2 separate regions of the Homo sapiens genome follow, and region 1 is linked to region 2. Evidence: read pairs that join two places in POLR2A ChIA-PET (ENCODE). Cell type or tissue: GM12878. All regions are shown on one strand. Links, peaks and the distances in the headings refer to the core of each region. The heading gives the core; the rest is flanking DNA.

The links. Peaks named below come from ENCODE experiments on the same cell type or tissue, not always from the same donor. Only the 100,000 strongest peaks of a DNase experiment are listed, where the experiment ranks them.
Region 1: POLR2A ChIA-PET joins it to region 2 with 7 read pairs; 4 of 35 experiments call an interaction of 5 or more read pairs at or near these places.

Annotation. Positions count from the first base shown.
Region 1 is chr22:31,979,808-31,985,180 of GRCh38, forward strand. LINC02558 (long intergenic non-protein coding RNA 2558) reads left to right here. Exons shown (of 5, transcript NR_149128.1): 3 at 1,465-1,598. It also overlaps the pseudogene RN7SL305P. Among named protein-coding and RNA genes, the nearest start is that of LINC02558, 12 kb to the left of the region's middle. In GM12878, for the core only: no CTCF peak of the experiment used is centred there; no DNase peak of the experiment used is centred there.
Region 2 is chr22:31,914,474-31,919,846 of GRCh38, forward strand. No RefSeq gene overlaps it. Among named protein-coding and RNA genes, the nearest start is that of YWHAH, 27 kb to the right of the region's middle. RefSeq lists an enhancer at 2,497-2,997. In GM12878, for the core only: no CTCF peak of the experiment used is centred there; DNase peaks (open chromatin) are centred at 2,958 and 3,298; H3K27ac peaks cover 777 bases.

The sequences.
Region 1 (5,373 bases), core at 97-5,096, 65 kb after region 2:
GTCCCAGCTACTTGGCAGGCTGAAGCAGTAGAATCGCTTGAACCCAGGGGTTGGAGGCTGCAGTGAGCCAAGATTGCACCACTGTTCTCCAGCCTGGGTGACAAGAGTAAGACTCCCTCTAGGAAAAAAAAAAAAAAAAAAAAAAAAAAAGGGCCGGATGCGGTGGCTCATGCCTGTAATCCCAGCACTTTGGGAGGCTGAGGCGGGCAGATCACGAGGTCAGGGGTTTGAGACCAGCCTGACAAACATGGTGAAACCCCGTCTCTACTAAAATTACAAAAATTAGGCGAGTGTGGTGGTGCATGCCTGTAGTCCCAGCTACTCAGGAGGCTGAGGCAGGAAAATTGCTTGAACCCGGGAGGTGGAGGTAGCAGTGAGCTGAGATGGCGCCACTACACTCCAGCCTGGGTGACAGAGCAAGACTCCGTCTCACAAAAAAAAAAAAAAAAAAAGTTTTGGTTACTTTTCACATCTGAAGAAAGAAATGAAAATTTAGGTCAAAGAAAACGTCTTGATATATTAAGACATTATTAAATATTCTTTTATCAATGCAGCTGTAAAATATAATTTTTAGTATTATTTTTATAGAGGAAGGGGCCCACAAAAGCAAAGGTGTCTCAGACCCGCAAAAATCCTACTGTGGGCTTGACACTGTTTGTCTCACAGGGTTATCATGAGGATGCAATGTGATAATCATGTCAAATCTCATGTGCTGTGCTGGCCCATAGTAGGCCATCAGTAAACGGTCAGTGTTTATGGAGTAGCAGACAGAATCTCCCTCATCAGCCTGGGCCCCTTTAGCAGGAGAGCAGTGGGGGGGCTTTTCTGTCCCGCTAGCACCTTGGCAGGCTGGTGAATTATTGACTGTGCAAACCCATGAAGGAACCACTTAGTGAGCTTGAGGGAAGGGCAGTGCTAAGGAGCTGGTCCTCTGCCCCAGTTTCCTGTCCTGACACCTCTGAGGGTTCAGGGGCACCTGTGGCCTCACCAGGCAGAGAGAGAGTTGCCGAGGTGGAGAGGAGGCAGGCAATAGAGGGGTTCTGTGCCTCAGCGCCTGGTGGGGTTGGTAAAGCTCCCTAGCTGTAATTCCCTGCCTTTGTTAGGCAGAGAGACCTGGTGTCCACCTGGGTGGAGAAGGCAATGACCATGAGTGACTTAAATGGCTCTGACAGCCAATACTCGTTTTTTTTTTTTTTTTGAGACAGGGTCTCACTCTGTCACCCAGGCTGCAGCACAGTGGCACAATCTTGGCTCACTGCAACCAATGTTCTTTTTTAAAAAATAAATAAAGATGAAATTCACACAACATAAAATTAACCATTTTATTTATTTAGTAGAGATAGGATCTTGCTATGTTGTCCAGGCTGGAGTACAGTGACTATTTACAGGTGTGATACCTCTACTGATCAGCGCAAGAGTTTTGACCTGTTCAGTTTCTGACCTGAGCTGTTCACCCCTCCTTAGGCCGCTGGTTGTCCCTTGCTCCTGGAAGGTCACCATATTGATGCCAAACTCAGTGTGGATGCCCAATTGGTAGAGTGCACTACAGCCCAGAACTCATGGACTCAAGTCAGCCTCCCAAGTCCCTGGGACTACAGGTATGCACCAAAATTAACCATTTTAAAGTGTATGATTCAATGGCATTTAGTACATTTATGATATTATGCAACCATTACCTCTAATGTAGTTCCAAAATATGTTTATCATCCCGAAAAGAAACCTTATACTCCTTAAACAGTCACTTACCATTCCTCCCTTGCCTTAGGCCCTGACAACCACTCATCTGCTTTCTGTCCCTATGAATTTGCCTACTCTGGACGTTTAATATAAATGGAATCATACAATACGTGACCTATTGTGTCTGGCTTCTTTAACTCAGCATAATTTTTTTTATTTTAAAATTTTATTTTTTTGAGACAGAGTCTTGCTCTGTTGCCCAGGCTGGAGAGCAGGGGCGTGATCTTGGCTCACTGCAACCTCTGCCTCCTGGGTTCAAGCGATTCTCATGCCTCAGCCTCCCAAGTAGCTGGGATTACAGGCACGTACCTGTACATGTGTTTCATGTGCTGGTTACCATTTGTTCACTATGCCCAGCTAATTTTTTTTGTTTGTATTTTTTTTTTTTTTGAGACAGAGTCTCACTCTGTCACCCAGGCTGGAGTGCACTGGCGCTATCTTGGCTCACTGCAACCTCTGCCTCCCAGGTTCAAGTGATTCTCCTGTCTCAGCCTCCTGAGTAGCCTGGGACTACAGGCACGTGCCACCATACCTGGCTAATTTTTTTGTATCTTTAGTAGACATGGGGTTTCACCATGTTGGCTAGGCTGGTCTCGAACTCCCGACCTCAGGTGATCTGCCCGCCTTGGCCTCCCAAAGTGCTGGGATGACAGGCGTGACCCACCGGGCTTGGCCTTGTTTGTATTTTTAGTAGAGATGGGGTTTCACCATGTTGACCAGGCTCAGGCAATCCTCCTGCCTCAGCCTCCAGAAGTGCTGGGATTACAGGCGTGAGCCACCATGTCTGGCCCAGAATAATGTTTTTGAGGCTCATTCATGCTGTAGCAGGTATCAGCACTTCATTCTTTTCATAAGTTGAATAATAGTCCATTGTGTGGAATATACCACATTTGGTTTATCCATTCCTTTGTTGATGGACTTTTGAGTTGTTTCCACCCTTTGGTGATTGTGAATAGTGCTGCTATGAACATTTGTATGTCAGGTTTTGTTAAAATACCTGTTTTCAATTCTTTTGGGTATATGAACATTTGTATATCAGGTTTTGTTTAAATACCTGTTTTCAATTCTTTTGGGTATATGAACATTTGTATGTCAGGTTTTGTTTAAATACCTGTTTTCAATTCTTTTGGGTAGGAGTGGAATTGCTGGGTCATAGGATTATTCTCTGTTTCACATGTTGAGGAACCTCCAGACTATTCTCTAAAGCAGCTGTACCATTTTACATTCCCATCAGCAATGTATAAAGTTTCTCCACATTATCATAAACACATTATTATTAATATTATTATTATTATTATTTTGAGACAGGGTCTTGCTCTGCTGCCCAGGCTGGAGTGCAGTGGCACAATCATGGCTCACTGCAGCCTTGATCTCCTGGGCTCAAGCAATCCTCCCACCTTAGCCTCCTGAGTAGCTGGGACTATTCCACCCCAACATGGCATGCACCATCATGCCTGGCTAATTTTTTGATTTTTTGTAGAGATGGAGTCTTGCTATGTTGCCAAGGCTGGTCTTGAACTCCTGAGCTCAAGTGATCCTCCCACCTCAGCCTCCCAAAGTGCTGAGATTACAGGTGTGAGCCCCTGCACCCAGCCATTGTTTGTTTTTTTGATTATAGCCATCCTAGTAGGTGGGTGGGCAGTGGTATCTCATTGTGGTTTTGATTTGTGGTTTCAATTTGTATTTCCTGGCCGGGCGTGGTGGCTCATGCCTGTAATCCCAGCACTTTGGGAGGCCGAGGCAGGCAGATCACCTGATGTCAGGAGTTCAAGACCAGCCTGGCCAATATAATGAAACCTCGTCTCTACTAAAAATACTAAAATTAGCCGGGCACGATGGCAGGTGCCTGTAATCCCAGCTACTCGGGAGGCTGAGGCAGGAGAATGGGTTGAACCCGAGAGGCTAAGGTTGCGGTGAGCCGGTATCATGCCATTGCACTCCAACCTGGGTGAGAGAGAGAGACTCTGTCTCAAAAAAAATTTTTTTTAATATTTCCCTAATGACTAATGGTGTTGAGCTTCTTTTCATGTGCTTGTTACCATTTGTTCTTTTTTCTTTCTTTATTTTTTTTTTTTTTGATCCAGGCCTGGTGAATTCTCCACCAGTCCCTATAAGAAAACCTTGCCCCGGGAGATGGAGGTTGCAGTGAGCCAAACTCACGCCACTGCACTCTAGCCTGGGTGACAGAGCGAGACTCTGTGTCAGAAAAAAAAAAAAAAGAGAAAACCTTGCCCTGTAGGAGTCCCCTTCTCTGGGGAACAGCTAGCCTTAGATGTTAAATATACAGTCTAAGTGCCCTCTTGGCCTCATGTGTCCTGCAGACTCCTTCTCTACCTGGCGTCATCCCAGATCTTGCCTTGGGTCTTGGGCCTTTCCTGCTGGCCATAACGTTCCCAAAGGGGTAACAGTTGTGTCTTTGGGAGCTCTTCTCTTTTGCCCTGACAAATTCCTTATTGTTTATCTGGAACTTGTTCATTGTTGCCTCTGCCCACTTGGGCCTCACTGAATTCTTCTCTCCACCTCCTACTCATTCCTGGTTATCTTAGATTCCTTAGCCTCTAACGTTTTCTAGACTCTCCCCCTTGGTCCTGGTGGACTCTCCCCAGTGGACTCAGTTGGCAAACTTTCCAGCCTGGGGGCCCTGCTGTTCTGGCACAGCTAGGGAGAAGGGCAGGAGGCTGGCTGGCCTCTCTGAGGGTGTTGGGGTGGCAGATCATTCACGCTTCACTTCTCACCGGAGTGGTGGGGAGGTCTCTGGAGGACCCTGGCTCTGGAGAAGGAGGGGGTTGCCATACCAACCCTTGTAGCAGGAGCATAACAGTGATAAAAACCCGCATGTCATTTGTGAGGTACAAAGTCCTGGTCTAGTTTGGGCCCAGGGGTTTTTCCTTTCTGCAAGATGGCTCTCTCTTTATTCCATCTCTTGCTCACTCGCTGACTCACTGACAACATACATTTACTGGGTGCTGACTCTGCAAAGCCCTGTGCTGGGCCCTGAGACTAAAAAGCTCAGCATTTGAGCCCCTCATGGTGTCTAGACAGATAAACACACAAATGCAATATGATGTGATGTGTGTGATAGCAGGGTATGTATGAAGGCAGTGGGAACCCAGCTGAAGTAGGAATCACTCTGCCTTGAGAGAAAAAAATGGGTAGCTTGAGCTGCAAGGAAAAGGTGACATTTGAGTTGGTTCTTGATGGAGGAGAGACTGACGTAGGGGAGAAAGGCATTCTAGGTAAAGGACTCAGGTTCTTCGAATGGACTCGGCTCAAGAGCGATTTAGGAGGAAACTCAGAAGCCCACTGCATTTCCTTTGTCTTTCTCCCCAACTACACTGGGAACACCTTGAAGTCGAAAGACGCAGTCTAAGGCCAGGTGTGGTAGCTCATGCCTATAATCCCAGCACTTTAGGAGGCCGAAGTGAGCGGATCACTTGAGCCCAGGAGTTTGGGACCAGTTTGGGCAACATGGTGAAACTCTGTCTCTCCAAAAAAAAAAAATTAGCCAGGCGTGGTGGTGCACACCTTAGTCCCAGGTACTCAGGAGGCTGAGCTGGGAGGATCACATGAGCTCTGGAGGTTGAGGCTGCAGTGAGCGAAGATCATGCCACTGCACTCTAGCCTGGGTGGCAGAGT
Region 2 (5,373 bases), core at 273-5,272:
GTGCTTATTTAGAATTTATTGAATTCATTCATTCAGCCAACATTTATGCAAGGTTGAACCAACGTGGGCCTTGCCCTCCTCGTGGAGGGAAGCAGACATGCAAAGCAGCCACCATAGCCCTCTAGAAGAGGTCTCAGATTGGCTATCTGTAATGCAGTACAGAAACTGGCCGGGCGCTGGCCGAGCGCAGTGGCTCACACCTGTAATCTCAGCACTTTGGGAGCCCGAGGCGGGCGGATCACGAGGTCAGGAGATAAGATCTTCCTGGCTAACACTGTAAAACCCCGTCTCTACTAAAACTACAAATAAATTAGGCATGGTGGTGGGTGCCTGTAGTCCCAGCTTCTCAGGAGGCTGAGGCAGGAGAATGGCATGAACCCGGGAGGCGGAGCTTGCAGTGGGCCGAGATTGTGCCACTGCACTCCAGCCTGGGTGACGGAGCAATACTCCATCTCAAAAAAAAAAAAAAAAAAAAAGAAAAAGAAAAAGAAAGAAAGAAATTGGCCAGGTGCAGTGGCTCACGCCTGTAATCCCAGCACTTTTGGAGGCTGAGGCAGGTGGATCACTTGAGGTCAGGAGTTCGAGACCACCCTGGCCAACATGGTGAAACCCCATCTCTATCTACTAAAAATACAAAAAAAAAAAAAAAATTAGCCAAGCATAGTGGTGGGTGCCTGTAATCCCAGCTACTCGGGAGGCTGAGGCAGGAGAATCACTTGAACTCGGGAGGGGGAGTTTGCAGTGAGCCAAGATCGTACCTCCGCACTCCAGCCTGGGTGACAGAGCGAGACTTGGTCTCAAGAAAAAAAGAAATAGAGGAGGGGGCTTCAGTCTGTGTAGGGGAGCTGGGGAAGACTGGAGAAAGGGGCATTTGGGCTGGGACTTGACAGCTACATAAGAGTTCTAGCAGGTGAGGAGGATGGGGTGGGGAAGGGGATGCTGGAGGGCTGGGGGGTTTTGGCAACAGAACAGTCAGGAGAAGACGACTAAAAACTGAAAGGAAGAACTGCAGAGAGAGTTCCCCGACCTGCCTCACCCAGCCTGCCCTTTCAACAACTAGAGGTGAGTGCTGGCAAGTCCCTGGGTGCACACTGGAGCCAAAAAATGGCCCATTGTCTGGAAGCCCTGAGCCAGCCTGTCCCCTGGTGTCATGCCACACAAGGCCTTGCTCACCTGTCAGCCTTTGCTCTTCCTGGCCCCAGATGTAGGTAGAACAATGGCCTCTGAACACACCCAAGCTCCACGGTGGTAGCCGGTGTCTGATAAGACAAGTAGGGAAATGATCTCTTTCATGTTCCCTTTCTCCTCAGAATCAGAACGCTGCGCCCAGGTTCAACCTGCTGTTTCTTCACCAGGTGACCCTGCATAGGCTTTTGAAACCACCCTGACCCTCATCCGTCTAGCGACAAGATGGGAATCATCAAGACTTCGTTACGTAACTCAAGAAGTCGGTGTGAGAACCTGGGAGATAAGGGTTGTTGAGCTGGGCGCAATGGCTCATGCCTGTAATTCCAGCACTTTAGGAGGCCAAAGCAGGCAGATCACTTGAGGCCAGGAATTCGAGACTAGCCTGGCCATCATGGCAAAACCCCGTCTCTACTCAAAATACAAAAATTAGCCAGGTGTGGTGGTGCACGCCTGTAATCCCGGCTCCTCAGGAGGCTGAGGCTGAGAATCACTTGAACCCGGGAGGCGGAGGTTGCAGTGAGCCAAGATCGCACCACTGCACTCCAGCCTGGGTGACAGAGGGAGACTCTGTCTCAAAAAAAAAAAAAAGGGGGGGGTGGTGGGGCAGCATTTTGAGAACTGAGTCTGAGGAAAAGCCACTGTTACTCTTGTCTGACAATAGTGCCAACTACCTGTGATCCTGAATAAGTCCATTCACCTCACTCGACCTCAAGTTTGAGGGTACAGTGATGACGGCGTTTCTCCAGCTTTCTTTGAGGGATCATGGTGAGGACCCGAGGCAGTCAGCTTTGCAAAGGTGTCTGAGCGGTGCAGGGTGCTCCCCCATTTTAAGGCAGTGCTGTAAATGCTCCCGTAACGGAGGCCAAACATTCTGGTTTTCTATTTTATTTTATTTTCAGACAGGGTCTTGCTCTATCACCCAGGCTGGAGTGCAGTGGCGTGATCACAGCGCACTACAACCTCTGCCTCCCAGGCTCAGTTGATCCTCTCACCACAGCTTCCCGAGTAGCTGGGACTACAGGCACATGCCACCACACCCCACTAATTTTTTGTAGAGACAGGGTCTCACTATGTTGTCCAGGCTGTCTCAAACTCTTGGGCTTAAGTGATCCACCCACCTTGGGCCTGCCAAAGTGCTGGAATTACAGGCATGAGCCACCATGCTCTGCCTAAACATTTTGCTTTGAATGAGCCTAGCAGGTGTACAAGGAACATGATATACCACTAGCTAGTCTGAAGCTTGGGAAAAGAAAGAAAGCAGAAAAAAGATAACAGCAAGAGCTTATTTTGTATATTGAACCCCAAACAAGTGTGTGTCCACCAACCTGCTAGGGCCTGGGGACAGCCCTGATGGAGGTGAGTGGGGACCCCCACTTCTCAGAGGAGAAACTGAGTCTCAGGGAAGTTCAGGGACTTGCCTGGGGTTACTGAGCACACAGAGCAGAGGAGAGATCGCACCTGTCTGCATTCTCCCACCTGCTCCTAATCCCCTCCAGCCAGGCTGGGCTTTTCCTCACAATGAGATGGGGTGTGGAAGACAGAAACCCAGTGAGAGTGGCCTCTGTGGAGAGGCCGCCGTGCAGGGAAGGAGGCAGGGTGGGGCCTGGGGCCAAGCTCCCTGCACAGCCATGACAGCCATGTCCCTGGTCTCGACTCCCCAGGGTCTCCTGCTCCTGGTCACTGCACTGTTGGTGGTTGGCGCTGGGAGAACAGGAGCACTCCCTGGGTAGTCTGACACACAGGATGTGTCTCGCCTCAAAGCAGAAATGAAACCGGCACAGTTCTCCTTGTGAGACACCCCCTCGCCACTTTCGTCTCTCTCCTGCAGGAACCAGGAGAGTGGCTGCCACCACTGGAAGCCAGATTGGAGGACAACAGAGAAACTGGCCAGCTCTGGGGTCTGACCCATGCAGGGAGCTGGGTGTCCACCCCCCACTGCACACATCTTGGGATTGCTTTGTGCATACCCCCTTGGGCTGCAGGTCACAGTGATCACAAGATACTGTTCCTATTAGGTTTGATGATGTAGACTCTAAGGGAGCTGCCCCTTTATACAAGTCCCTGTGTCCCAGTGGAATCGCAGCCAGCCCATCGCCGCGGGAGGGAGATTTGTTTGTGGTTTATTCGCTCATTTGTTGTTTACAGGTTTAGTCACCGTGCTTTCCACACATACGTATTAACAGTCACCCATGTGCCAGGCATCGTGTAGATGCAGGAGGAAGGATATTAAACAAAAAATTACACAAATAACGATTTTTAGGGTTGTGAAGTAATAAGTATAGTTGCGAAAAGTGCCCAAAAGACAAAGGAGAGGCCACTGTGAAAGGTGTAAGGGGAGCCAGGCGCGGCAGCTCACGCCTGTAATCCCAGCACTTTGGGAGGCTGAGGTGGGCGGATCATGAGGTTAGGAGATCAAGACCATCCTGGCCAACATAGTGAAACCCCGTCTCTACTAAAAATAGAAAAATTAGCTAGGCGTGGTGGCATGTGCCTGTAATCCCAGCTACTCAGGAGGCTGAGGCAGGAGAATCACTTGAACTCAGGAGGCAGAGGTTGCAGTGAACCGAGATTGCACCACCGCACTCCAGCCTGGCAAGACAGAGAGCGAGACTGCATCTCAAAAAAATAGAATAAAATAAAAAGCCGGCGTGGTGGCAGGTGCCTATACTATAATCCCAGCTACTGGAGAGGCTGAGGCAGAGAATCACTTGATCCCGGTAGTCGGAGGCTGCAGTGAGCTGAGATCACACCACTGCACTCCAGCCTAGACGACAGAGTGAGACTCTGTCTCAAAAAAAAAAAAAAAAAAAGGTGTGAGGGGGAGCCTGACCTATTCTGGGGCCTAGGGAAGGCTTCTGAATGTTTCCATGGAGACCTGATGGAAGGCCAAGGGAGAGGAAGGGGCAGGTGCAGCAGGAGAAGGAAGCAGAACCAATTGCGCAGGACCGTGTGTGCTGCGGAAGGGTGTCTTGTCTATGTCTTGAAAAGAAGGAACGTCTAGAAGGGTGGGTGACCTTGGGCAAGCCTTCCTCTTCTGTTAGCCTCAGTTTCCTCATCTTTTCAACAGGGACATGTTTGCCCTCCTTGCAAGGTTGTTGAAGAGCTCTTCAGTTAAGCACCTAGCACAGCACCTGCCACCTTGGAGGTGCCCAATAAGTGGAGCCATTGGCCTAATGGTTGTGACAGAGGTGGGGCAGGAATCCAGGCTGCGTGCCCAGCTCGCCTTCCAGCAGCTGCCCCTGCAGTCCCTGTCTTCTTCCAGGGCTGCTTCTAGGAGACACTGAGCCAGGAGCTGTCACTGGGCTGAACACATTGGCCCGAGTTCCAGCTCACTCTCTGCTATAGTGTTCCCCTGCTGTCATATCACTGCCCTTTGCCAGCCAGGTTAACGCAGCCTGGGAAAAGGCTGGGGTGAGTCTACAGCTACGGTCAGCCTTAGAAGCTGTTGTCCCCCCTCCCTCCTCCCACCTTCCACAGTGCCCCAGGCTCCAGCTAGATGACCTAGTCAGTCTTTGCAGATCCCTAATTCCTGTGATTAGCTGGGTAACCACGTACTCTGCAAGTGAGATGCAGGGTGGCACAGAGCTGGCAGCCCCAGGCTTGACCAGCAGTAGGACTACATCATTCTGAGAGTGCAGCCAGGTTGGACTCCCTCTCTCCTGATTCAGGGAAGGAGTCTTCCTAAAGCAGGAAGGAGCTGATCATTGATTGCATGCATGCCTGGAGCCATGCAGGATGCTTTGCTTGCTACTTGGCTTAGTTGTTTTTTGTTTTTTTTTTTTTTTTTTTTGAGACAGAGTCTCACTCTGTCACCCAGGCTGAAGTGCAGTGGTGTGATCTCGGTTCCCTGCAACATCCGCCTCCCGGGTTCAAGTAATCCTCCCGCCTCAGCCTCCCAAGTAGCTGGGACTACAGGCACACGCCACCATGCCCAGCTAATTTTTGTATTTTTAATAGAGATGGGGTTTCACCATGTTGGCCAGGCTAGTCTTGAGCTCCTGACCTCAGGTGATCTGCCTGCCTTGGCCCCCCAAAGTGCTGGGATTACAGGTGTGAGCCACCGTGTCCACCCATACCTGGCTTAGTTCTAACAACAGACCCCTGCTGTGGGTCCTGTTGGCTGCATTTTACAGATAAGTACCTGAGGCTTGAGGGTCACCCATCTGGCAAGTGACAAAAAGGCTG